Linked DNA regions of Mus musculus: all the other regions are linked to region 3. The links are chromatin loops, found by intact Hi-C in ENCODE. Cell type or tissue: left cerebral cortex. All regions are shown on one strand. Links, peaks and the distances in the headings refer to the core of each region. The heading gives the core; the rest is flanking DNA. Region 1 holds the start of Itga8 (integrin alpha 8). Region 2 overlaps Itga8 (integrin alpha 8). Region 3 overlaps Itga8 (integrin alpha 8).

Region 1 (8,191 bases), core at 1,493-6,492, 130 kb after region 3:
TGCTTTTGAAAGAATAATCACAATGTTCTTGGAGCTGAGGAGATGGCTTGGTCAAGAAAGTGCTTGCTGTATAAGTATGAAGGCCTGAAAGGAGGCTCCCCGAGGCTCCCTGGCTAGGGAGGGGAGTCAAAAGTTGGGGCTCAGTGTTCAGTGAGAAATGCTAACTCAAATATGTGGAGGTGGGGAGAGAGTGAAGAAGTTACTCAGAATCAGCCTCTGGTCTCCAGACATACACACCTCCACAAGCGTGTGCGCGCGCGTACACACACACACCAAGAAAGAGAGGGAGAGACAGACAGACAGACAGACAGACAGACACACATGCACATTTACACACAAAGAGAGAGGGAGGGGGTGACAGAGAAAGAGAGAGAGAGAGAGAGAGAGAGAGAGAGAGTTAAAAAAGTACTAAAGTACTAAAGTACTAAAGCTATAACTGTTGAACAGTTGGATGCACCTCTATCAAGAGAAAACTAGACATCTAGAGACTGGGGGTGTAGCTCAATAGCACAGCATTTGCCTAATATGTGCAAAGTGCAGGATTTGATTACTACCCCTTACACACACACACACACACACACACACACACACACACACCAAATCAGAAATCCTGTTTACATTTATAAAACATAAGTTCAATGCCTGAGTGCTGAGACATGCTGCTGCTATGTTCTTCTACAAAGAAAAGTAAAAATGGACTTTTCTTGATAGTATTTTTCTACTTAGGTAATTGCCAAAATTGCCCTAGCTTGTCCCTTTTTCTTCTGTTGCAAATATGAGTTCAACTACAGTATGGGCTAAGTGTATTCCTGTGGACCATTCTGGAAATCCTAACACAATCTTTCGGCAATAGTTTGCTAAAGAAAAGTGAACTCAGAGCCCTCAAACAATTGCTTTAGAGCAAATGTTGGAAAATATTAACTACTGTAATTTAAATGGAAAGTGGCTGGAGAAGCCAATTTTAAAGCCAGTTTAATACCTGGATTCTATGGCTTTTATCTTCTGAATCATGGCATCAGCTGAAGTTAGCCCTTAAAAAGACGTTCATCTGGGCAGAGAGATGAATATCTGGACAGATATCAATTCTTCTTTTAGAATGTTAAAAGAAAATGCTAACTACATGCTGATTTCATGTACTCTAGAATGTGCTAGAAAGTTATTAAATTCATTTGTATAACTAGCCAGTGCTACTTGATGAAAAAAAAAAAACCCAACCATTTCATCATTTAAATGCTTCCTTTCTTGAATGTAAATTAAAATAGTACAATACCTTGTATCTTTCTGTTTCAAGGTTTGGATTTAAATTACCTTTGAAAAAGATAGATTAGTGGCTGGAGGGAGGGCTACGTACTTGCGATACCTTGCTATTCTTCCAAAGGATGGGAGTTCAGTTCCCAGCCCCTACATCATGTGATCCAACACATGCTTCTTGCTTCCATGGACACCATACATATGTACCAAACATAAGCGGATGCACACAGAGATAAATACAAATAAAGCTTACAAGACTTATTTGCTCGGATAATTAAAGTGGTATTGATTTCATGCTTATATGATCAAACCTTAGATGCAGTCTTGGTGTGTGCTTGTGTGCGTGGTATATGGATGTGTGCACACATGTGTGCAGATGTGCTTGCCCAAGTAGCATCTGTGGAAGCCAGAGTTTGAGGCTATATTCTTCCTGATCACTATTGCCTTATTGTTTGAAGCGGGGCCACTCATCGAACCTAAAGATCACTGTTGTTTTAGCTAAGATCAGGTGACTAGAAAGTGCCTTAAAGGCTCTTGTCTACCAGTCCCCCTGTGCTGAGGTCACAAGCACACGCCGTGGCCTAGCTTTGACATGGAACTGTGGATTGTAGCCAGCTCTTTCCCCACTGAGCACCCCCCTGCACCACCACCACCACCACCACCACCCCCGTCCCAGGAACTTATTCTGATGTAGAGATCAGTAAGGATCAAAACGCCACTGTTTTATTCACAAACGATTTAAAAGTTCCAGTTGCTAAATGTGAATGTAAATAAAGTAAAGCCTTATAAATCTGTTTTCAAATAACTGAACCATTAATAAAATAACAAACAAGATAGTATGACAATGGATGGGCATGGAAATATAAATTCAAAATGTTTTTTATGAAATGTTTTTCTAATTGGGTCATAATTCAAGGTAAAGATTGCATAATTTTTCTTCAAAATGATTTCCATATTGATAGTCCCTCTCAACAGAAATGACACAGATTAACGTCATGGGTACATACCACCCAATCAATTTTTTCAAAATTCTGTGAAAATGCACATTTACATAAATCCTAGATGCATAAGTTAGATAACCACAGGACCACAGGGAAAGTAAGAACAATGTCCTAAAGTATGACGTGTACAAGGAATCTTAATTTATTGCCCATCACGCCGTCATTTGACCTGACATATTTGCATCTTTGAAAAAAAAGAGGGTATTCTCTAATAATATATGTTATTTGAATGCTAACATTTGGGTGCTACAAGCTAAAACACCGAGTGATGGTGTTTTCAAAACACCCCTTTTAAATTATTTTCTTAGGATCCAAGTTAAAAACAGCAGATGAAATGGTATTTTCCCTTTAATTAAATAAGAAACATCTGTCTGGGGGATTTTTGGAAATGAATATAATCCATCCACACTCTGCCTGTAGTATTTTGCATCTAATGTCCAGTATTTTGAAAGAAAATTCTTTCTGTAAAGAATTAGAATGTCAAGCACCCCAGGTTGCAGTCTGGATCTACTACAGGGCAAGTCTCACCTCCGGACTTGGGAACTAGAGAATTACAAATACTCCAAGCGAGTCCTTTATCAGTCTCCACCTCTATATTTGAGGACCAACCCGATTCTCTATAGTGTAGGTTATTTTGTAACTCTGGCCGGCCTCGAACTCACAGACACCAGCCTGCCTCTGCCAACCAAGTATTAAGCCTGTGCTCCCCTCCCCTCACAGCTGTGGGTTTCTACTGGTCCCAAGCACCTCCTCCCCTAGTGTTCACCTCTGAACAGTAGGGAAACGGATGTTACCAGATGCATCCAAACACTCAGATTTACATTAGGAGGGGGGGAAAGAACACTAAATTGCCGCGAGGAATGGCTCTGGTTCTTTTCAACCAGGGGCCACACTACAGGTTAGCATCACTTACTGGTGGTGTCAAACGGTATCTGCTTGCACTGTGCAGACCTCTCTGAGGGCCAGGGACAGTAGTAGACAGCTCCCCCTTCTACGATATCCGGCTGGCTAGTGTTGGCTTTGGGTGCCCCCACTAAGACACTGGCTCTGCAAAGAGATTGGAGAAAGTCACTCCTCTGGGAACATTTACCCGTGTGCCCAGTCTGTAGAAGCATGCCCACCGGACTGCGGCAGCAGCGGCAGGCACAAACAGGTTTATTGTGGAAAGACTGCCAAACTTGATTTCCTCTTTGGAAGCCTATGAGCACCAGAAACCTGGTTTTGGAAGAGGCTGCTAATGGTTCTGCCTGTCTAGGTGGAGGTAGGTGGAGACTGTGATGGGGAAGGCAGATCCCAACTGTCTGCAACCTAAGGCGCTATGAGATTCCGTAGGAACAGACTGCGCGGTCCTTATTTTAAAACTGACCTGAGTCTGTCCCGCCCCACTCTCTCCTTTGTATAATGCTCTTGTCTTTGAATCCGAACTTATATACCAGTGGAGCATCTCCAATCCCAGATTCATGGGCACATCTATTTAGCATAAGTCAGGAGGAAAGATGTTGGTAGCAGGCAAAGAGCAGAATCCGACCCGGAGTGGGCAGTTGCCTGAAATATCAGACATCCTTTCCTCCTGGCTGCGGAGACCTCTGAGAGACAGAGACAGGACCTGGAATCGCGCGCCACCAAGCCACCAACCCAACCCAGCAACTTACGTGCGCGCATCAGGTATGTAGAAGTCCAGTGAGTAGCCGAAGTAGCTGCCCTCGGGGCCACTGTACACAGTGAGCTTGTCCACATCCAAGTTGAACGCCAGACACGCAGGGGACCACAGCATCCCCAGCGCGGCCGAGACGCAACAGAGACGCGCGAACGGAGGTGCCCGGTTCCCCGGGGGACCACAGTGGGTTCCCGCAGACATCGCCCTCCTTCCCGAACGCTGTTCACCCGGGATCGGGAGCCGTGGAGCCCAGAGGAGAAGGCCTGACGCTCCCCAGAGGCCGGTGTCCCGGGTCGGTGAGCTAGGAGCGTCCACAGTGACAGTCCTCTCGCCCTGTGCGGCCCGCCGACCCCGCTGCTCTGGGCTTGCAGCAGCGGATCCCGCGCTCGACCCTCTCCAGCCCCTGGCTGGGGCCGGCGCGCTCTTCGCGCCCTCTAGCGGCTAGTTCTCAGGCTGCAGGACGGAGCTTGCGGTCTAGGACCGGGCAAGTGCCTGTTGAGCCCGCTAGATTTCGAGTCTCTAGTTTAAGGACCATCTAAATTTTATGGATGTCACCTCAAGTCATTGTTTTGGAGAAGCGGTGTTCCATATGCGGCGAGAATTTAATGATTTCCCAATATTGCGCAGCTCGGATACAAGCATACAAAAGAGTATACCAACTCCAGAAAAGAGTGGTTATATGGCTGTCACCTCTACCTTTGAGGGTAAATCAGTTTCTTCCTCAGTAAATGGGATTTGATAATGGAATGTAAGAACCCTCTTCCTCTCCTATTCCGCTGACATACTAATACAAAAATCCTGTAGGTTTTCTCAGTCTTTCTCAAGGGCATCTCTGGCACATTGTATGATTTGGTATAAACCTCTATCCTATGAGGTTGTGATGAAGGACTGCAAAGTCAGAAATGCTGCAGTTAACAGTTTTCAAAAGCAGGGCTTGGGAGTGAAAGTTTGAGACAACAGGATCTCTTCCTCACCAGTACTAGTTGTTGATCTTTCGAGGAGCCCGAAGGTGAAGGGAGCAGACTAGAACTGTGTGTATAAATGGTTTTTTATAAATACAAACTTTTCAGGACATAGATTGGTGATAAAAAAAACAACATGACTCTGAGGTCACACAGAATTTAAGTGTAGGCAAAGAAGTGTGGGACATGGTGACACATACCTGAAATCCCAACACTGTTTTGTTTGGGGGCAGGGGCTGTAATAAGAGGATCTTTTGTTGGACAGCCTGGGCTAACCTAACAAGTTCAAGACTAGCCTGAGAAGGCTGTGTTAAATATATATATATATATATATATATATATATATATATATATATATACACACACACACGTGTGTGTGTGTGTGAGAGAGAGACAGAGACAGAGACAGAGACAGAGAGACAGAGAGAGAGACAGAGAAGGGGCAAGCTGTTTCTGGGTAATTTCAGGAAAGTTGGAAACAAATTTAGATGTAGACAAGAATTTGAATAGGAGACTTAGATTTGGACCTCCCGGAAGCAGATGAGGGAAACACTGAAGGCACTAATCTCCTAGCATTAGATGACCATGTACAAGATCGTAGTGAAAAGGAGTATCCAAGGAGTGGTCTGAAATAGGGCTGGATGGATCCTGAGACCAGGGATCCAGGCAAAAGTAGCCAAAGCAGAAATATGATAGGCACCAGAGATTCAAATGTCCAGTGGCAAGTCATCTGAATAAAAAGAAAGCAGGGATGGACAAGGGAATCCCAACCTGGTTGACAAGACAAAAGGAGAAAAGGGCCATGAAAGTTAAGGAAAAGGCTGAGATTGGGGGAGGATGCACAGCAGAAAGGATCTAAGCTGAGTCTTAAGTTACCTACTTAGGAGAAAATAAGTGAAGTGAGTGGATGAATAAGATGCCAACTTACTCATCTAAGAATAATTAGTACCACTTCCTACAACTGGGGGACCCATCAGAAGGTTGATACAATTTGAGTAGACTAGACAAAAATCTCAGCCTACTAGGAAAAAAAAAATGGTTTCTCATCCATTTTCCTTCATAACCCACTCTGTAGAGTAATTTCAATTTTGTGTTTCTACTTGTCCCTATTTAAAAATCAAAACAAGCAGTCTGTCACAAGGCTCCCTGTCAAGCCATCACATCATCATTTCCTAATTACATTGCCCAATACGAGGCATAAGAGCTTACAAGTAGGTGGTAGACCAGTTGACTGGTTTTCCTTCTCTATCCTAAAGTCAATTTGTGCTGGACACAGAGTTTGCCACTTTGATTAAGATATTGCTAAGAATAAAAGTCAAACTCCCCACATGAGCTTGAATGAGTAATTCACACACAATACACACATGGGACGCCTCAGAGCTGTCACCGAGGCTGGGGATTAACTACAACATGGGAATGTCCTGACACCAGTGTACTGTAATTTTGAAAGCTGTCATACTGCAGGAAAGTCTTAATTTATGTTGACTGTCTAAGAGGGTATAAAGTGACAGCATGGTCCTTGGTGTGTACTTTGCATTGACAGATTTCTACACAGAGGTAGCATGGTAAACATTGTTTCATGTTGACCAACTCCTCACCAGGGCATCCGTAATGTACCCACTTGTCTATTTCCCTAAAATATCCCTCAGCTATTTATTCTTCTTGTTCCACATACCTATGTAATGAAAACATGTACTGTGTGTGTGTGTGTGTGTGTGTGTGTGTGTGCGCGCGTGTGCAGTCCAGAGGTGGCTGTTGGTGTCTTCACCTATATGGACTGCATGGCCAGCAAACCCCAGGGACACTCACATCTCTGCTTCCCCAGTGCTGGGATCACAGGCTTGTCTCACCACATCCAGGTTTTACATGGGTGCTAAGAAATCAAGCTCCCCATGTGGTCATGGCTGGCACTGTGTCCACCAAGTCATCTCCCCAGTCTCGATTTCTTTTGCCACATACACAGGTGAAGTTTTGTTCCTCTCTTTTAAAATAGACTTGTTCTTGCTTATATAAGTTATATTCTTGATATTATCATTCCTCACTTTACAGCTGAGAACCCAGATTAAGGTTCCTGAAAGCACAACACTTGTATGCTCACAAAGTAAGCAAGTAGTGTGATTTGAGCTCAGGTCTATCAAATGCCCAAAGAATTCCTTACCCTACGTAGTTTCTAAGGAATACTTTTTAAAAAAAATCTTATCTTAACTGACAATGTTCCATTCAAGAGCCAAAGACCACCTGATAAAAACCCCAAGACCAGGTATGAAAGAAATTGTTGGTCAGGGTTGTCTAAGAGCCCTCCTGATTACAGACTGTTGCTACTGCCCTTGGTTGACTTTTAGAGGTTGAAGGTGAGCTTCTATTGCTGAAGACACTGTGTCCTTCAGACACAGGCCCACAGGACCCTGAGCTGAAACTGATCTGAAAGCCCCCTCCCTGAGAAGCAGCCTTCATGGACCAGAAGACACCATGCATGCTTCCAAAGGAGCACTGCCCAGCTATCATGCCTTTGAGCCACGACGACTAACATGGCCTCACAGTGGTAGCTCACAGAGTTTGGCAGAAACCAACAGCTCTCTAAGCAGACTTGAGACCAACTCAGTAAGAGGGGACTCATTCCTGGAACTGGGAACTGAGCCAATCACGCAGGGCTAAGAACGTCACAGATCTTAGAGGAAAAACACCTCTTTACTAAACCAGCATAATCCATAACTACACTCTATAAATTTGTGCTTATATCCACAGATAAATGTAGTCCTCACCCCTTATGAAGGAAACTTCTCTCTGCAACAGATGGAGACCATCACAGAAAACCACAACCAATCAAAATTCAGAGTCGTAAAAGCCCAGTCCTGATGGATACATCTACAAAACAACTTTTACACCTAAGGTTCAAGGGTCATTTCAGAAGAGGAGACTGAAAGATTGTAAAAGCCAGAGGCTCTAGCTAAGAGACTGTGTGAGTAATGGCAGAAGATACGCCCTTACAGTCTCACCAGCATGACTGCCTTAACACGAGCTGAACAAGGACATCGGCAGACGCTCCGAAGTGGATGAGAGAAGGATCCTGAGGCTTCAACCCTACACAGAAAGCTACAGGCAGCCAAACAGTGCTGAGAGTGGAAGTAATAATCTTTCCCAGGAAAGAGCACAGCAATTGGTTAGCTGATACCAAATAATCGGCCCTGAAGACATACATGTAAGCAGCATGATATTAACAGGAAAGGCTAAATTTAGGAATACATATGAATATGTGGGTGCGTAAATGTATATATAAATCTAAATGTGTATATGTATATGTACACATATGTGTGCATCAA
Region 2 (8,191 bases), core at 1,610-6,609, 120 kb after region 3:
CTGACACATTCCCTTGAAACTACTTTTTTTTTAAACCGAATGCACAACTTTCAGTTACAAGAACAAATCTTTCATCACATTTTGCAGACATCCCGACTTTCATCTACCAAGACTCTCTGTACCTTACACACTCCCCTCTGTGCCCCATCCTTCTCTAGAGGTTGCTCTGGGTCTCAGTTTCAACCTGGGAACCCTCCTCTTTTCTATTTGCTCACTTAGCTGCTGTGTGCTTGGTCCACACATGCCCCGCAAGTAAGCCATTGTCTTAAATATCATCTATACTTGGCTTCCAAATTCAAAATCCCACGCATCTTGCACAAGGCCTGGGTCTATTTATCCAACAGCCCATTTGACATCTATTTGGAGGTCTAATAAGCATCTCAAGTTTCACATATCTGGATTCAACTCTTGCTGTTTCCTCCAAGGCATGCTCCTTTCCCAGTGTTCACTCTCAGTCAGCTTACTCTGGAAGCTAAGGTCAAACTCTTCCTCCTCTTTCACACTGATCATCTGATCCAGAACTAGATCCTTTAAACTGGATGTGAAATCCGGTTCCATCCAGCTCTCACCCTGCATCGCTCCATGTCAAGCTGTATTTCTATCCTTGGGCAGTGCTAAGCTGCCCTTGCCTTATCCCCTTGGCTTCTGTTTTGGCTTGTATTCAGTTCTGTTCTGGATAGCATATTCTTCTTTATCCAATAGCTCAGCTTATCCTTTAAAAAAATTAATTCAAACAATCTTACTTCCTACTCAAAACTCCCTTATTGGTTGTGCATTTCTATTAGTATAAAACCCCAAATCTCAACCCTGGCTATTAAAGTACCATATAATTTAGTGCTGGTCAGAATCTTGAAAGGCACAATTCCATGTCATAATATTTAATGTTTAGATTCTGAAAAATCAAAATCTGTAAGGTTTATAGTGCCTAGAATCTAAAAATCTCTGAAATCACAATCCTGAAAGATTACAATGCCAAATGTCAAAACCCCTAAACTCTCCAAACCACAGTTCCCTACGAAGGGGAAGAGGCAGGAAGGAAAGTCAAGTTCTAAGAAAGACACTAGAATGTTTGGCTGCATACAGGATGGCTGCATCATGTCCGGCAGAACAAAACCATGGAGGCCTGCTAGGACATTATTCTGAGTGTGTTTCCAGGGGAGAGTACTGTATCCAGATGGCCACAGGCTTTTAGAAAGACTTCAGCAGGTTCTGGTTCACTTTATGTATTTCTCCTCATTTGACTCCATGAAATTGCATTAGCGCAGTGTTGACTTAGTCTGTATGCATTGTGCATGTACTTAAAAGCATCTACATTTCTTCGGGGGATGATGAGACGGCCTTTGTATGCTTGTATTTGTGAAACCTAAAATGTCCCCAGATCTCAGCTCTTTGGGTAACTGTGCATTCAGTGGTGCCTCAATGGAGGTGTTGCTTCTAAGCTTGAGGATTTAAGTTCAGACATGTATACAATGTCCTTTTATCAAATCCACCCCTGTGCAACTCCTCCCAGATCTACTGCCCACCAAATCTTCTTCCCAACTCCACATACTGTTTGTTTGACCCAATGAGTCCAGTTGGTTCAGGAGTCACTGTGGTAGAGGAAGTAGGAATGGTATGAAGCAGAGGTTGCAGAGGACTCTGGGAAACCACATTTCTCATGATGTTTTGATGGATCTCATGAAACATTTCACCTTTGTGAGTCCATCATAGTACCTCCAATGGCCATAGTTCGAAAGCTGGTTGTACCCAATTACCAACCTTTGTGAAATACATTTATACATTTCTTTTTAGACCTATTTCTTTTTTTTTAATTGTATACGTGTGCATGTGTGTGTCCACACACTCACTCCCATAAGTGTGCATGTGCATATATAAATAAATACAGAGGTCATGGCCTTTGGGATCATAACTCAATCTTGCCTCCAAAGCCTCTCTGGTCTAACTTTCTAATCTTTCCCTACTCTCTAGGCTCATATCTTTCTTATTACCTACAGTCATTCACCTCCAGAATTTAACCAAGACAAAACTCTAAAACACTTCTTCCTCATAAGCCACACATAACTTAAGCCATTTCTAAAGTATCACTCCTTCAGTGAAGTCCCATTGACCACTTGGGTTAGACAAAAAATAATAAACTTCGCATATCTACAAACTTATAAATGAGTTATAAGTAAATAATAATAAAGGAGAGCTGTTTCTGAAATGCAATCCAGATGCTAATCACCTGGCCTTAAGACAGACAAGGTTTTCTGCGTATTAACATGGCCTGATGCAATAATGTGAGCTCTGCAAAGCAGAAAGGGATGCCCAGAGGAGAGCCATGCAGAAGCACGTGGCCCATGCTGCAAGTTTTAAAAATGGACAGGGCCACCAGCCAGAACACAGAGGCAGGCTACAGCCTGAGAAAGTCAAGAAAACTGCTTTCCCCAAGCACTTCCAGAAAGAACATTGCTCTGCCAAGATCTTGACTTTAGCTCAGGGAGACCAATTTTAGACTTGGACTTTCAGAGCACTATGGCAATCAGTGTGGGTTGTTTAAAGCCCCGTGAGTATGTACCACTTTTCTGTGGAAGTAATAGAAAGCTGATGATGGACTCAGTCTGAAATATATGCTCATGTACATACCCATACACTTCTTTCTCTACCTCTCAGCTTGTCCCTGATTTTCCTTGTACTCCCTATAGAGCTAAGACCAAGGTTCTCCTTGTGACCATGTGCCAGGGCCTAGAAGGTCTGCCTGTGTAATGTCACTAAGCTTCATTTGAAACTCTACTGTTCCCTTTAGATTACGTTGTAATAAGTAAAATAATATCTGTTGGAAATAAAAGGTGATGTCAAGGACAAATGATATTACAGAAGGGCTGGGGAGAACAAGGACTAGACTCATAGATCCTGAGTTCTAACCCCAGGATCCATGTTTTTAAAAGCCAGGCAAGATGCTATGTGCTTATAATCTCAGCCCTGGCAAAACAGAGACAAGAGGGCCCTTGGGGCTTGCTGGCCAGTCATCCATCCTAGCTGGCTGGGTAAGTTACAGGCCAGTGAGAATCAAAAAACGGGGCAGGGGCACCTGAGAAATAACCCCTGCTGTTGACCTCTGGCTTCCCCAGCACTAATACCACAACTATACTTCACTGAACTGAACAAGTACATGGGTTGTAGGGCCCAAACGTGGATCCACAAGCCAGCATGGCAAGGATTTACCAACTCAGAGCTCTCTTCAACCCAGAACCCATGCTTTCCCAGCAGACATCTTCTGTACTCTCTTTCCAGTACTCTTCTAAAGTCATATACACGGTGTTGAAGGTATTAAATTAACATTAAAATAAAAGTAACTTCTCATATTAATGTCGGTCCTTTTAGATTTCAATTTTACGATTATATCATATTTATGGGATTTACAGCATTGATTTGGTTGACTAACATATTTAGGCTGTTGAAATTGTTGTTGTTGTTGTTGTTGTTGTTGTTGTTGTTGTTGTTGTTACTGTCGTCCATAAAAAAGATGTGTGGTGATCTTGGAACTCTAGAAACAAAGCCTATTGGGAAGTGTAAGAAGATGAAGGAAGTCATTTTCTGATTAGAAAATCATTTCTGGGAGGACAGCCATGCTAGGCTCCTCTCTGTAAGCACACTATAGCCTCAGAAATAGTGTCAGGCCTTGGGGCCTCCCTGTGAGCTGGATCTCACTTTGGACCAGTCACTGAACCTTCTTTTCCTCAGGCTCCTCTCCATTTTTGTCCCTGCAGTTCTTTCAGGCAAGAACAAATTCTGGGTCAGCATTTTTGACTGTGCGATGGCAACTCCATCCTACTTTCTTTCCCTGTCTTTCTACTGGAAGTGGGATTCTACAAGTTTTCTCTCCCCCTTTGAGTCCTGAGAGTAATTCACCTCCCAGGTCTCTGGTCCATTCTAGAGTGTCCACCTGCCTCCTACCTCCCAAAGATTGCCTGTTTCCATTCTTTCTGCTGGCCCTCAGGGCTTCACTCCTATTTCCTCTCTGCCCCCTTATATTTGATCATGTTCCTTCTGTACCCTCATCCCCTCTCCTGAGATTTCTCAGATACTGAGCCACCAACCAGGCAGCATATACTAGCTGGTATGAGACCCCAGACACATATACAGCAGAGGACTGACAGGTCTGGCCTCAGTGAGAAAAGATGCACCGAACCCTGGAAAGACTTGAGGCCCCAGGAAGTGGGGAGGAATGTCTGGTGTGCTGGGGGTGTGGGGTGGGGACATCCTTTTGGAGATGAGGAAGGGGTATGGGATGAGGAACAGTCAGAGGGCAAACTGAGAGGGGGATAACAACTGGACTGTAAAAAAAAGATTAAAGAATAAAACAACAAAACCAATCAAATAAACAAAAAACTACCACCACCACCAACAACAAAAAGAAAATCATTTCTGAAAAACAAGTTATTTTAGGCAGTTAAAGAAGAGGCCACAAAACAGCCCAAAGTGAACAGGAGCATGTGTGACAGAGAAGGAAGCAGTACTGTGCTGCGGTGGGAAGATGTTAATTAGGCAATGTGGCAAGAGGCGCCATCTGGCAGAGCTTTGGGAGTTGGCGATGGATGCAGCTGAATTAGGAGCCTCCCTTCCCAGATCACTGGGCGTCAGACAATGGATATAGCACGGGTTCTCTAGAGTCCTTCAGCAAATGGATGCTGGAGCAACGCTGTGTTCCCTCTTCTCTAGTCTCAGTGTGTCCTGGAAATCATTATAGATTGATAGAGTCTTTTACAGTATCATATAAGCATCTGCGTCCATATGCCAAATACCACAGATAGGAAAAAAGAAAAATCAGCCTGACGCTGCAATGTAAATCCCTTACAGTGCAATTGCACACATTTTGATGTGTAAGATATTGTGATTGAAGTGAGCACTCAGCTTGGTGACTACTGACGAGGGGTCCCACGCTTAGGTTCTACAAGCCCTGCAATTGCAGGTTAGGGCATCCTGTCGAACAGATGTATTCTTACTCAACCTTACTCAGCGATGGTTCTTTAAATTAAAGAACCATTAAAAATGGTTCTACATCTTCAGTCTCACACAGGAGAAATGGCATGCACTCATCATCCAAACTATGTGTTCTCACAGAATCCAATTTTATTAGATCAGACATTGCCATAGACTAAAGATCTTAATTCCTATGTGCTCAGAGCAATGGTTATAGGAACAAAATGGATCATATAAAATATGTAACATTCTTGTATTCCCCAAACAGGCTCTTTTTTCCTTTAATTTCAAAAAATTTCTGTTACACTACTTACAGGAAAGTTTATTCTTTTCTACTTCTATGGATTTGGGCAATTACATGTAGTCAACTATGCACCACAATAACCAGGAGGCAGAAAGTCGCACCAGGTCACCCCAATCGGCCCCTGCTGTCCCATTTAACTTGGCTCTTCTCATTTGGAATGAATGCTCAACGGGCATTTCAAGAGAGACCAGGCTTTGCAACGGATACCTTATCTTTACAAAAATAATCCAAAGGACAAAAGGATCACTCGAGCAATGTTTGTGGATCTAGAAATGTTTCTCATCTTGACAGCCCTCCGGGATGCTGCTACTCGCCATCCGAGATTCCAGTCCTGGGCTTTCCGCTTGGCTGAGGTTGAACTGCACTGCCCCCAGACTGTCTGGTGACATTCAGCCAAGCTCTGCCAGTCTGCATTTCAGAACAGTACAGCACTGGAGTAAGAGCTAGAATGTTTTGATTATAATCCACTTATCAGTGAATCACAATTTGCTTGGCTATCTCAAATCTCCTTATAGCATGGCCTACGACTGACATTACTGCTAATCTATTTTAGGACTCATTGTGCAAATACACCTTGTATGCAACTACACATGGTTTTGGTAAGCATGCGCTGAAATTGAATTTTGAAAGATTAGCCGTTTTCATTAAATGTACTCAACATGTTTGTTGTGTCGGCCATGTTCCTTGTCCTCATCACGGATGCAGGACTTGCTACCCAGGGCTGTCGCAAGTACACACCTCAGCCAGTCTGCTTAAATGTCCAAGTGCAGTTTTCTTCTCTCAGAATAATTTCAAGACTATTTCCAATATTTCTCACAGAACATTGCATCTGTTGCCTGGAGTATCCTTGCCAAGAACCTGGAAGCCTGTTCCCTCACACAGACTTCCAGCTTCTTGAAAGAATTTTGCAGATTAAGCAACAGGCGCCTAGTGTTCATACGACTCAACTAGCCATGGAGCAGATCTGTTTCCTATTTCTAGTTGGAGTTTCAAGGGCTTCCTCTTTCTAATTGCTTCCTCTCTCTCTCTCCCTTGGTTGCTAAGCGCTGTGGGGTCCAATGTTTCCTCCCTTCTCCTATCAGGGCCCAGTTGTTTTTGTTGTGGGAAGTCTGAGCCAATGGAGATTCCATTAGGAATGCAGGGTGGGTGTCTCTATGAGGCCAGCCATCAGGGAATTTTCATGGGAAAAGTAGAGGGTTAGCTGAATGACTCTTGATCAGGCAAAATTAGCATATGGCTAGTACCACTTCTGCATATGCATTTATATACATATTGCTTTCCGTATGTGTGTATATATTTCCGTAAATATGTATTCATCTGTATATGTTTATGAGTAGTACAACTTCATTCATTCATTCATTCATTCATTCATTTGGTGATGGAAATCAAACTCAGGGCATCATCCCTGTTTTAAAAAAAAATCCCTTGCCAATCATACATATCCCTAGTCCCATTATTCCCCACCCTCTCTATCCTTATCCTCATCCATTTGCTGAGCTAGGGATTAGCGATTGATCCTAGCGCTTCCTTCACATTGGGCAAGCATTCTGCCTCTATGTTTTATCTCCACCTGCTTGTCTTTTTCATTTTGAAGCTGGTCTCACTCAGTGGTCCAGGCTGGAATTGGACATACTCTATAACCCATGGAGGCCCTGAATTGTCCATAATCTGACCTCAGGCTTCCATGCAGTAGGGATTACACATGTACCAGCACTCTTGGCTCCATTGTGGACCTTTTAAAGGAGAAGGTCATTGTTGTCTCCCCTCTGTCTTCTTCCTTTCAATTGAGCTCCCTGAAGTACAGCCTTCTGCTCTCCCTGAGTCCTGCCACATCCAAGGTCTTCCTTCCATCATTTGCTTGAGTAGCTCTGACCTATATCTTCCTTTCTCTGCTCCTGAACAAAGCATGATCTACCCATCACCACCAGGGATTGGTGGAGGGAGGGAGGGAGGGGGAGGCTGGAAAAGCAAGGCTTTGTCACCAACAAGTTTCCCACCTTTCGCATAAGGAAACCGGCACATCCCACACTATCACAGAGCAAGCCAGTCCTGGTGTACGGCAGCCAGATGCTGAGAACTGTTCATGCTGTGGGCTGAGGCAACACGAAGGAGACAGCTCCCACGAAACGAGGAATTCCATTTTCCAAGTCAATCCCAGCAAGTCTTGCCATTCTGAGATTTTGAAAGGCCCTAACCAGATTACCTAAGAGTTTCTGTTTTTCTCCCCTCTCTTTCCCACAAAAATACTACATTCAGGCAAATTCTAGTAGTCTTTCTCAGTTGGTTTCTCCCAGGAGCATCTCCCACCTCTTCCTGTGCCTAGTTCACATGGGTCTCTGACTATGAGTGAACCCCATTTAACTTCCTCTGTCCTTAACTGCTGTTGTGACCATCGTTACTAGCACCTGCCTTTAGGTTTCCTCTCCAAGTCTGTCACTTGGGAATAAAACCTGTCAAATATTTTCTGGGTGGTGCTTGGTTGCAGCACTCCACCATTTACCATCTCATGACCCATAGCGGAAAACATCAATTTCATTCCCCCATCCTTGACCAGGAGGATTCTGGCAATCCTGATGGCATCTACACATCTCTGGGGAAAAAGAAGAAATGATCCTTGGAACTTCACATGCACGAGGCAGATGTGAGCTTCTGAACTTTGTGCGACAGGGGCACAGTGCAGAGACAAAAGGGAAAGAAATCGATTCATCAAATAGAAGGGATTCCATCCCATTGAAGTACGGGGGTAAAACAGAGGGGGAGAGAGACTTTTTTGGGACTACTTGGTTTTGTACAGAGCAGGGAAATTATCTACTCTTTGCACCTCCCCCATCACCATATGCTTCTTTTAAAACCCCCTCCTTCTGGACTTGAAAGGACCAGAATTTGATGGTATTCATGCGTTTGAAGTCCTGGGCTATTGGAAAC
Region 3 (8,191 bases), core at 2,036-7,035:
TCCAACTCAATTCTTCAACGAATTAGAAAGGGCAATTGGCAGATTCATCTGAAATAACAAAAAACCTAGGATAGCAAAAACTCTTCTCAAGGATAAAAGAACCTCTGGTGGAATCACCATGCCCGACCTAAAGATGTATTACAGAGCAATTGTGATAAAAACTGCATGGTACTGGTATAGCGACAGACAAGTAGACCAATGGAACAGAATTGAAGACCCAGAGATGAACCCACACACCTATGGTCACTTGATCTTTGACAAGGGAGCTAAAACCATCCAGTGGAAAAAAGACAGCATTTTCAACAAATGGTGCTGGCACAACTGGCTGTTATCATGTAGAAGATTTCGAATTGATCCAGTACTATTTCCTTGTACTAAGGTCAAATCTAAGTGGATTAAGGATCTCCACATAAAACCAGAGACACTGAAACTTATAGAGGAGAAAGTAGGGAAAAGCCTCGAAGATATGGGTACAGGGGAAAAATTCCTGAATAGAACAGCAATGGCTTGTGCTTTAAGATCGAGAATCAATAAATGGGACCTCATAAAATTGCAAAGCTTCTACAAGGCAAAAGACACAGTCAATAAGACAAAAGACCACCAACAGATTGGGAAAGGATCTTTACCTACCCCAAATCGGACAGGGGACTAATATCCAATATATATAAAGAACTCAAGAAGGTAGACTCCATAAAATCAAATAACCCCATTAAAAAATGGGGCTCAGAAATGAACAAAGATTTCTCACCCGAGGAATACCGAATGGCAGAGAAGCACCTGAAAAAATGTTCAACATCCTTAATCATCAGGGAAATGCAAATCAAAACAACCCTGAGATTCCACCTCACACCAGTCAGAATGGCTAAGATGAAAAATTCAGGTGACAGCAGATGCTGGCGAGGATGTGGAGAAAGAGGAACACTCCTCCATTGTTGGTGGGATTGCAAGCTTGTACAACCACTCTCGAAATCAGTCTGGCAGTTTCCTCAGAAAATTGGACATAGTACTACCGGAAGATCCAGCAATACCTCTTCTGGGCATATATCCAGAAGATGCCCCAACCGGTAAGAAGGACACATGCTCCACTATGTTCATAGCAGCCTTATTTATAATAGCCAGAAGCTGGAAAGAACCCAGATGCCCCTCAACAGAGGAATGGATACAGAAAATGTGGTGCATTTACACAATGGAGTACTACTCAGCTATTAAAAGAACGAATTTAAGAAATTCCTAGGCAAATGGTTGGACCTGGAGGGCATCATCCTGAGTGAGGTAACACATTCACAAAGGAACTCACACAATATGTACTCACTGATAAGTGGATATTAGCCCAGAAACTTAGGATACCCAAGATATAAGATATAATTTGCTAAAAACATTAAACTCAAGAGAACGAAGACCTAAGTGTGGACACTGTGCCCCTTCTTAGAATAGGAAACAAAACACCCATGGAAGGAGTTACAGAGACAAAATTTGGAAGTGTGACGAAAGGATGGACCATCTAGTGATTGCCATATCCAGAGATCCATCCCATGATCAGCTTCCAAATGCTGACACCATTGCATACACTAGCAAGATTTTGCTGAAAGAACCCAGATATAGCTGTCTCTTGTGAGACTATGCCAGGGCCTAGCAAACATAGAAGTGGATGCTCACAGTCAGCTTTTGAATGGACCACAGGGCCCCCAATGGAGGAACTAGAGAAAGCACCCAAGGAACTAAAGGGAACTGCAACCCTATAGGTGGAGCAATAATATGAACTAAGCAGTACCCTGGAGCTCTTGTCTCTAGCTGCATATGTATCAAAAGATGGCGTAGTAGGCCATCACTGCAAAGAGAGGCCCATTGGACTTGCAACTTTATATGCCCCAGTACAGGGGAACGCCAGGGCCAAAAAGGGGGAGTAGGTGGGTAGGGGAGTGGGAGTGGGTGGGTATGGGGGACTTTTATTATAGCATTGGAAATGCAAATGAGCTAAATACATAATAAAAAATGGAAAAAAGGCTACTTTAAGAATGTTCATTAATTAATGTAGCCTGTAGCAACTCCATCTTTCTCCCTTCTAGACTGTTCCGTCTATTAAGTGTCCCTTTCTCTTTATTGTTGAATAATCTATGGTATGGTTTGTTTACCATTGACCCATTAAAAACAATTTGGGTTGTTTACAGTTTAAGGTGATTACAAATGAATTTCTATAAGCATTTATATACAAGTTTCTGTGTAAACTTAAGTTTTCATTTTCTGGTAATAAATTTTTTGTCTGAGATAAAGTAAAAGAGTTTTGATAAGTTGAAGTGTGTTTGCTGTCAGGAACCTCAAAACTAAATATTTAGTTATATGATATGAACTCCATTTGAAAAAAAACTAAGAGGCCTTGTTTTTAATTTCTACTAATCCCAAATAGCAAATAACATCATTTATTGTCTTAAGTAATGTTGACCCTACCAGCAATGGACAGTATCCTATACAGGCCTTGGTTAGTCATGATTTTTTTTTTCCTCATTTTAAATCTTTTTCTTTCTTTTATTATTTGGTGTGTGTGTGTGTGTGTGTGTGTGTGTGTGTGTGTGTGTGTGTGTATGTGTGTGTGTGTGTGTGTGTTGGTTTGAATTAGGAGGTGAGGCTTTATTGGAATAGGTGTGGCTTTATTGGTGGCCTTGTTGGAAGAAGTGTCACTGGGGGGGGGGGGCTAAGGGGGGGGGGCTTTGTGATTTCAGATGCCCAAGCCAGGCCTAGTGTCAGTCTCTCTTCCTGCTGCCTGGGGATCCAGATGTGGAACTCACAGCTGCTCCTCCAGCACTGTGTCTGCCTGGATGCTGCCATGCTTCCCATCATGATGATACTGGACTGAACCTCTGAAATTGTAAACTAGCCCCAGTTAAATGTTGTCCTTTATAAGAGTTGTTGTGGTCACGGTGTCTCTTCACAGCAGTAAAACCCTAAGACTGTGTGTGTGTGTTTGCCATGGCATCCACTATGAGTCAGCACTTTTCTCCTCCCATTTTTGGGTTTGGTTCTGAGTATAATACTTGGCTTTTCAGACTTGGCAGAAAGTACATTACTTGGTGAGCTATCTTGTGAGCCGTTTTGTCTCTTAACAAAGCCTATTCCACTGGATTATTTTTAAAAGGCTGCATATTTCAGGAATTCTTCATGAGCTCAAAGTATATGGTATTTCCACTGATGGCAATGTTTACCTAATGTAGATCTGTGTTAAATCAATCCTTTATTCTAATGAATTGTGTACCAATTGGCTCAAAGACAATGTTGATGCATGTAGTACTGAATCAAACAACACAATAAACACTGTTACCACTCAAGAAACTCTACTTGAGATTATTTTAAACTATAAAAACAACAAGAAATAAAAACGGGCTTAACATAGTGCATAATAAAGTAGCTAAGAATAAACACTATTGGCCAAAAGAAAATGAGATTTTCCTAAAGGCTGAACACAGAAGATCTTCAACACAGTGACTATTTGTTCCTTGAAGAATTAAACACTGGAACTAATGTTTGAAAAGAGTAACCAGAGGAAAGAATTCTGCTATGTGATATGGCCAGAAAGATCTTTTAAACTGTCAGAGAATAAACTGTAGTCAAGTATTGGACATTAATGTAGCAATTAAAATAATTGCATCCACAGGAGGAACCCAGTTTTAATTGTTTAGATTGCTAGCAAGAATGAATAGAAATTTCCCCATTCACTGCAACTGACGGCAGAAATATATGTGAAAACATTACTCCCATAAAGTGAATGTGTGAGAATGAAGGCAGTCACCATCAGCCCTTCAACTGCCTTGACTCGCTTATACATTATTGAATCCTAGAAACTTTCCTCCAGTTTATATTCATTTACAGAACAATTTTAATTTAGAATTACAGGATAGCTCATATGCCGTTGTAATTTATTATTATATTACTATTTATTATTATTGGTTTTATGAGACAAGGCTTCTCTGCATGGCCCTGGCTGTCCTGGAACACACTCGGCAGATCAGACCGACCATGAACTCAGAGATCCATCTGCCTCTGCCTTCTGAGTGCTGAAATCAAAGCATGTACTACTATACTCGGCTTGGTTCCTATAATTTCTGGTTAGCAAAACTAAAACTACAGGGCATTTGGCAGCACAGATCTGTAATCCCAGCTACTCACAGGACTGTAACTAATCAAGAGAGTGAGGCAGCAGAATTGGAAGTTCAAAGGTTACAGAGTGAGTTTGATATGGGTTATAGAGTGAGTTCAAGGCCCAACAGGGAAACTTAGTGAATTCTGTCTCGTAAGAAAAAGTAGAAAAAAATTTTAAGGAGATAGCTGTGTGGCAGAGCGTTACTTAGCATGTGTGAGGTCCTACATTCAGTCCCCAGCACTGAGAAAAATCAATACAAACACATCAAACCCAACTCAGATAAACAAACAATGAGAAAGCTGTAAGATTAGCAGAGGCATGAGATGGGGCTCATGAATACTAGTGGCATTGTTGAAAATACATAGAAGACAATTAATGCTATATTTTCTTCCCTGAGCTCTTAAAACAGTAGCTCTTTTTTTTTGAGAAAGAGGCAAGAGGATGAAATTAAAACTCAACAAAAATGAAATAACAACTCCTAACTCCCCATCCCTGGGCTCCAAATGAGTCACTTCCCTTGAGTCAGATGAATCAGAGGAAAAATCACAAAGCAAGATAGAAACCCAATATAGCAACACTTGAGAGAGAGAGAGAGAGAGAGAGAGGGAGGGGGATGTGTATGTGTGTGTATGTGTGGTGCATGCTTGTGTATATGTTCCTGTGTGTGCATGTGTATAGTGCATGCTTGTGTATGTGTTCCTGTGTGTGCAGACATGTTCTGTGCTTGTGTATCTGCATATGTGTATTGTATGCTTCTGTATGTGTTCCTTCCTGTGTGTGTGCCCGCAGTGTATGCTTGTGTATGTGTTCTTGTGTGTGCATATGTGTGGTGCACACTTTTGTATGTGTTCCTGTGTGTGCATATGTGTGGTGTAAGCTTGTATGCATGTTCTTGTGTGTGCATATGCGTGGTGCACACCTGTGTATGCGTTCCTGTGTGTACACATGTATGTGGATCCCAGTGGTAATGTCAGTGGACTTCTCTAGTTTAGTTTTTGAGACATGTCTCTGAGTGACAGTGGAGCTTGCCTATTGGAAAAGACTTACTGGCCCACAAGCCTCAGTGATCCTCCTGCTCCTACCTCCACAGTACTAAGATTACAGTGATGGACACCATACTTGCTTTCTAGAGTAGGAGCTACCAATGTTCTTAGGTCATTGAGCTTGCACTGCAATACTTTAGTGACTGAGCCATCGCCCAAACCCTTAATAAAGTCATTAGTAAAGAAAAATATATGGAATAAATCATCAAAGATAGAATTTCTTTTTTTATTAGATATTTTCTTTATTTACATTTCAAATGTTGTCACCTTTCCTAGTTTCCTCTCCAAAATCCTCCTATCCCCTCCCCCTCCCCCTCCCCCTGCCCCTACTCCCCAACCCACCCACTCCCATTCCTGGTCCTGGCATTCCCCTATACTGGAGCATGGAGCCTTCATAGGACCAAGGGCCTTTCCTCCCATTGATGACCAACTAGGCCATCCTCTGCTACACATATAGCTAGACCTACAAGTTTCACCATGTATTTTCTTTGATTGGTGGTATAGTTCCAAGGAGCTCTCGGGGTACTGGTTAGTTCATATTGATGTTCCTCCTATGGGGCTTCAGTCCCCTTCAGCTCCCTGGGTATTTCTCTGGCTCCTTCATTGGGGACCCTGTGCTCTGTCTAATGGATGACTGTGAGCAAAAGGTAAATTTCTAGATTGAACTAGGAGAGGGGGCAAACATAACCTACAATGGAAAAACAGTCAGAAAGGCACAAAACAGACAAGAATGAAAAGAAAAAAAGGAAAAAACAGGGAGGGTAGTATGGCCAGGTGCTGTGCTTGTTGAGTGGCCACCTTCCTCTTCGTTCTCCAGAACAAGGCAGTAATGGAAGAGGATAGCATTGTCTCTAAGAGGCATAGCAACAAGAAAGCTGGCCATAATTCTGAGTCAAGAGAGGGGCAAGAGAGCTACCCAGGCTCCCCTGAAATCAGGACTTCCTGCCCTGGTGGAGCAGAGGAATCCAAGTGGGAGCTAAGAACAACAAACTCAAGCTGGAGGACACGCTCTCAGCAGGAGGGAGACAAGAGAAGATAGGGAATGAGAGTCAGGTAGACATTTCAGCAGGCGCACTGCACTTTCTGAAGGTCAGGGTTGTAGAAGTCGGGATGAATCTTGTTGGGATAAAAAACGCATGTGCAGGTACTGAGGCTGGAGAGATGCGTGGTTGGGATGGAAAGCGCATGTGCAGGCTGGAGAGATGCTTGGTAGTTATGAACATTTGGATGGAGGAATGCTTCTAATGTATTTAATGAATCTAGTATAACCTAACACTTAAGAAAGAAAAGAGATACTGTAAGAAAACTATAGAAGAACACTTCTCATGAGCATAAATATGAAAGTCACCAGCACAATTCTAGTAAGATCAGTCATAAAGTATCCCCAGAAACCAAATTTAGTTTAAACTTTCGAAAGAAAAATGAATTGGTTTACAGTTTCCATGGACCCATGGAGAGGAAGACATAACTATTTAATCATCTTCATAAGCATAGAAAAAGCATTGGACAGAACTCAATACATATTCATCCATTCTAGCAGTTTTCAAGCAAAAAGAAGACAAACAAAATCTAAAGGGGAACAGACAGAACTTGAGAGAAAAAAGTTATAAAAACTGTAAAGTCAACATCAGACTAAATGTGAAAGACTATATGATGCTCCTTGTACCATGTCTATCCAATCTTGAGCTAGTGAGCCTAGTCTTTGCTATAAGAGAAACAAAACAAAATAAGTACATTCAACTTTGCCCAAGAAGAGGTCTTGCCTTTGTCCTAATTTTCTGAGAGATACTTTTGAAGATACAATTTTATTGATGCCCAAAGTGACAAGATATGTCTAAGCCTTTGTGACACACTAGAAATTCCAATAAAAAGGCTTACTGTGAGGTTGTCCAAACCAGAAAGACCAACAGTATAATTTAGATGGGAGCATTGGTCATATCATTTTAGTTAACTTGGAGATAAAAATCATTTAGGTGGGCAAGCAGGCAATCAATCAATTAATGCCCCTCTACAAAAGACCAATAAAACTTGTGTTAAAAATAGTGCTCTGCACATTGTTACAAATCAATACTGGGAAGTAATAGGTCCTACTCTCCAGACCAGGACAAGGAGAAGCCAGTGTTTGGCACTTGTCCAGTTTCTTCCTCCTTGCCTTCTTACTTTGAGGACCTTGATCTGATCTTCCCCCAGCAGTACCTAACTTCTGTGAGCGTGAGCGCTTTCAATGAGATCTGTAAGCAGCTGAGATTAGAAATGATGGTGCTTGTTCTAGTTTGCTCTCTGTCACTGTGATTAATATTTCAACCGAAAAAACACCTTTGTGAAGGAATGGGTTTATTTCAGCATACAGTTTTAGGTAATAGTCTATCATTGAGAGAACTCAGGGCAGGAACTCCAGCAGAAACTGAAGCAGAAACCATGGAGGGATGGTATTACTGGCTAGCTCACAAGGCTCTGCTCAGTCCACCTGTCTAGGAATGGTGTTGACATCTAGGACTTTTTAGGGAGGCTGGGCCCTCCCACACCAGTCATCAGTCAACCATTCCAGACATAGCCACAGACTATCTTACTGTGGCAATTCTTCAGTAAAGGGATCCTTTTCCCAGGTGACAAGGCTGTGTCAATTTGACAAAGAAACAAAACAAAACAACCTCAATCAACCAACCAACCAAAAAAACCTAGGACGCTGTTTCTTTTTGGAATCCTTAAGTTTGTAGTTGGCTAAATTATATATAAATAAATTATATATGTGTGTATGTGTGTGTGTGTGTGTGTGTGTGTGCACGCGCGCAAGAATATGGCTCTTTCTCAAATTCTTTATGCTAACTAGAAGAAGTAATTCTCATTCTGAATGAGTTCCCTTTGTGACATTCCAGGAAAGGCCAAAGTAACATGACAGAAAATAGATCAAGATGCCAGAGGATGGAGCCCAAATAAATCATGACCGTCAATGGTCTCATGGTATTCTAAATTTATAAACTGGGCTCTCCAAAGTGTGAACTTTACAACATGTAAT

Evidence for each region. Hi-C counts contacts between places; a loop is a spot of excess contacts. Peaks named below come from ENCODE experiments on the same cell type or tissue, not always from the same donor. Only the 100,000 strongest peaks of a DNase experiment are listed, where the experiment ranks them.
Region 1: a loop joins it to region 3, with 2.8 times the contacts of the local background. A loop is called at or near these places in 6 of 42 quality-filtered maps.
Region 2: it touches region 3 in a loop (4-fold over the local background); 6 of 42 quality-filtered maps call a loop at or near these places.

The regions. Positions count from the first base shown.
Region 1 is chr2:12,297,673-12,305,863 of GRCm38, forward strand. Itga8 (integrin alpha 8) reads right to left here and starts at 4,272. Exons shown (of 30, transcript NM_001001309.3): 1 at 3,905-4,272; 2 at 3,166-3,299. The coding sequence starts at 4,110. E030013I19Rik (RIKEN cDNA E030013I19 gene) reads left to right here and starts at 3,574. Exons shown (of 2, transcript NR_040353.1): 1 at 3,574-3,917. In left cerebral cortex, for the core only: a CTCF peak has its summit at 4,356 (motif pointing left); DNase peaks (open chromatin) are centred at 3,515, 3,907 and 4,324; H3K4me3 peaks cover 1,931 bases; H3K27ac peaks cover 1,227 bases.
Region 2 is chr2:12,288,032-12,296,222 of GRCm38, forward strand. The region is part of intron 2 of Itga8 (integrin alpha 8); the gene reads right to left. Among named protein-coding and RNA genes, the nearest start is that of E030013I19Rik, 9.1 kb to the right of the region's middle. In left cerebral cortex, for the core only: no CTCF peak of the experiment used is centred there; DNase peaks (open chromatin) are centred at 2,400, 3,808, 4,063, 4,556 and 2 more places; H3K27ac peaks cover 3,910 bases.
Region 3 is chr2:12,165,772-12,173,962 of GRCm38, forward strand. The region is part of intron 23 of Itga8 (integrin alpha 8); the gene reads right to left. Among named protein-coding and RNA genes, the nearest start is that of E030013I19Rik, 130 kb to the right of the region's middle. In left cerebral cortex, for the core only: no CTCF peak of the experiment used is centred there; DNase peaks (open chromatin) are centred at 3,010 and 4,630; H3K27ac peaks cover 253 bases.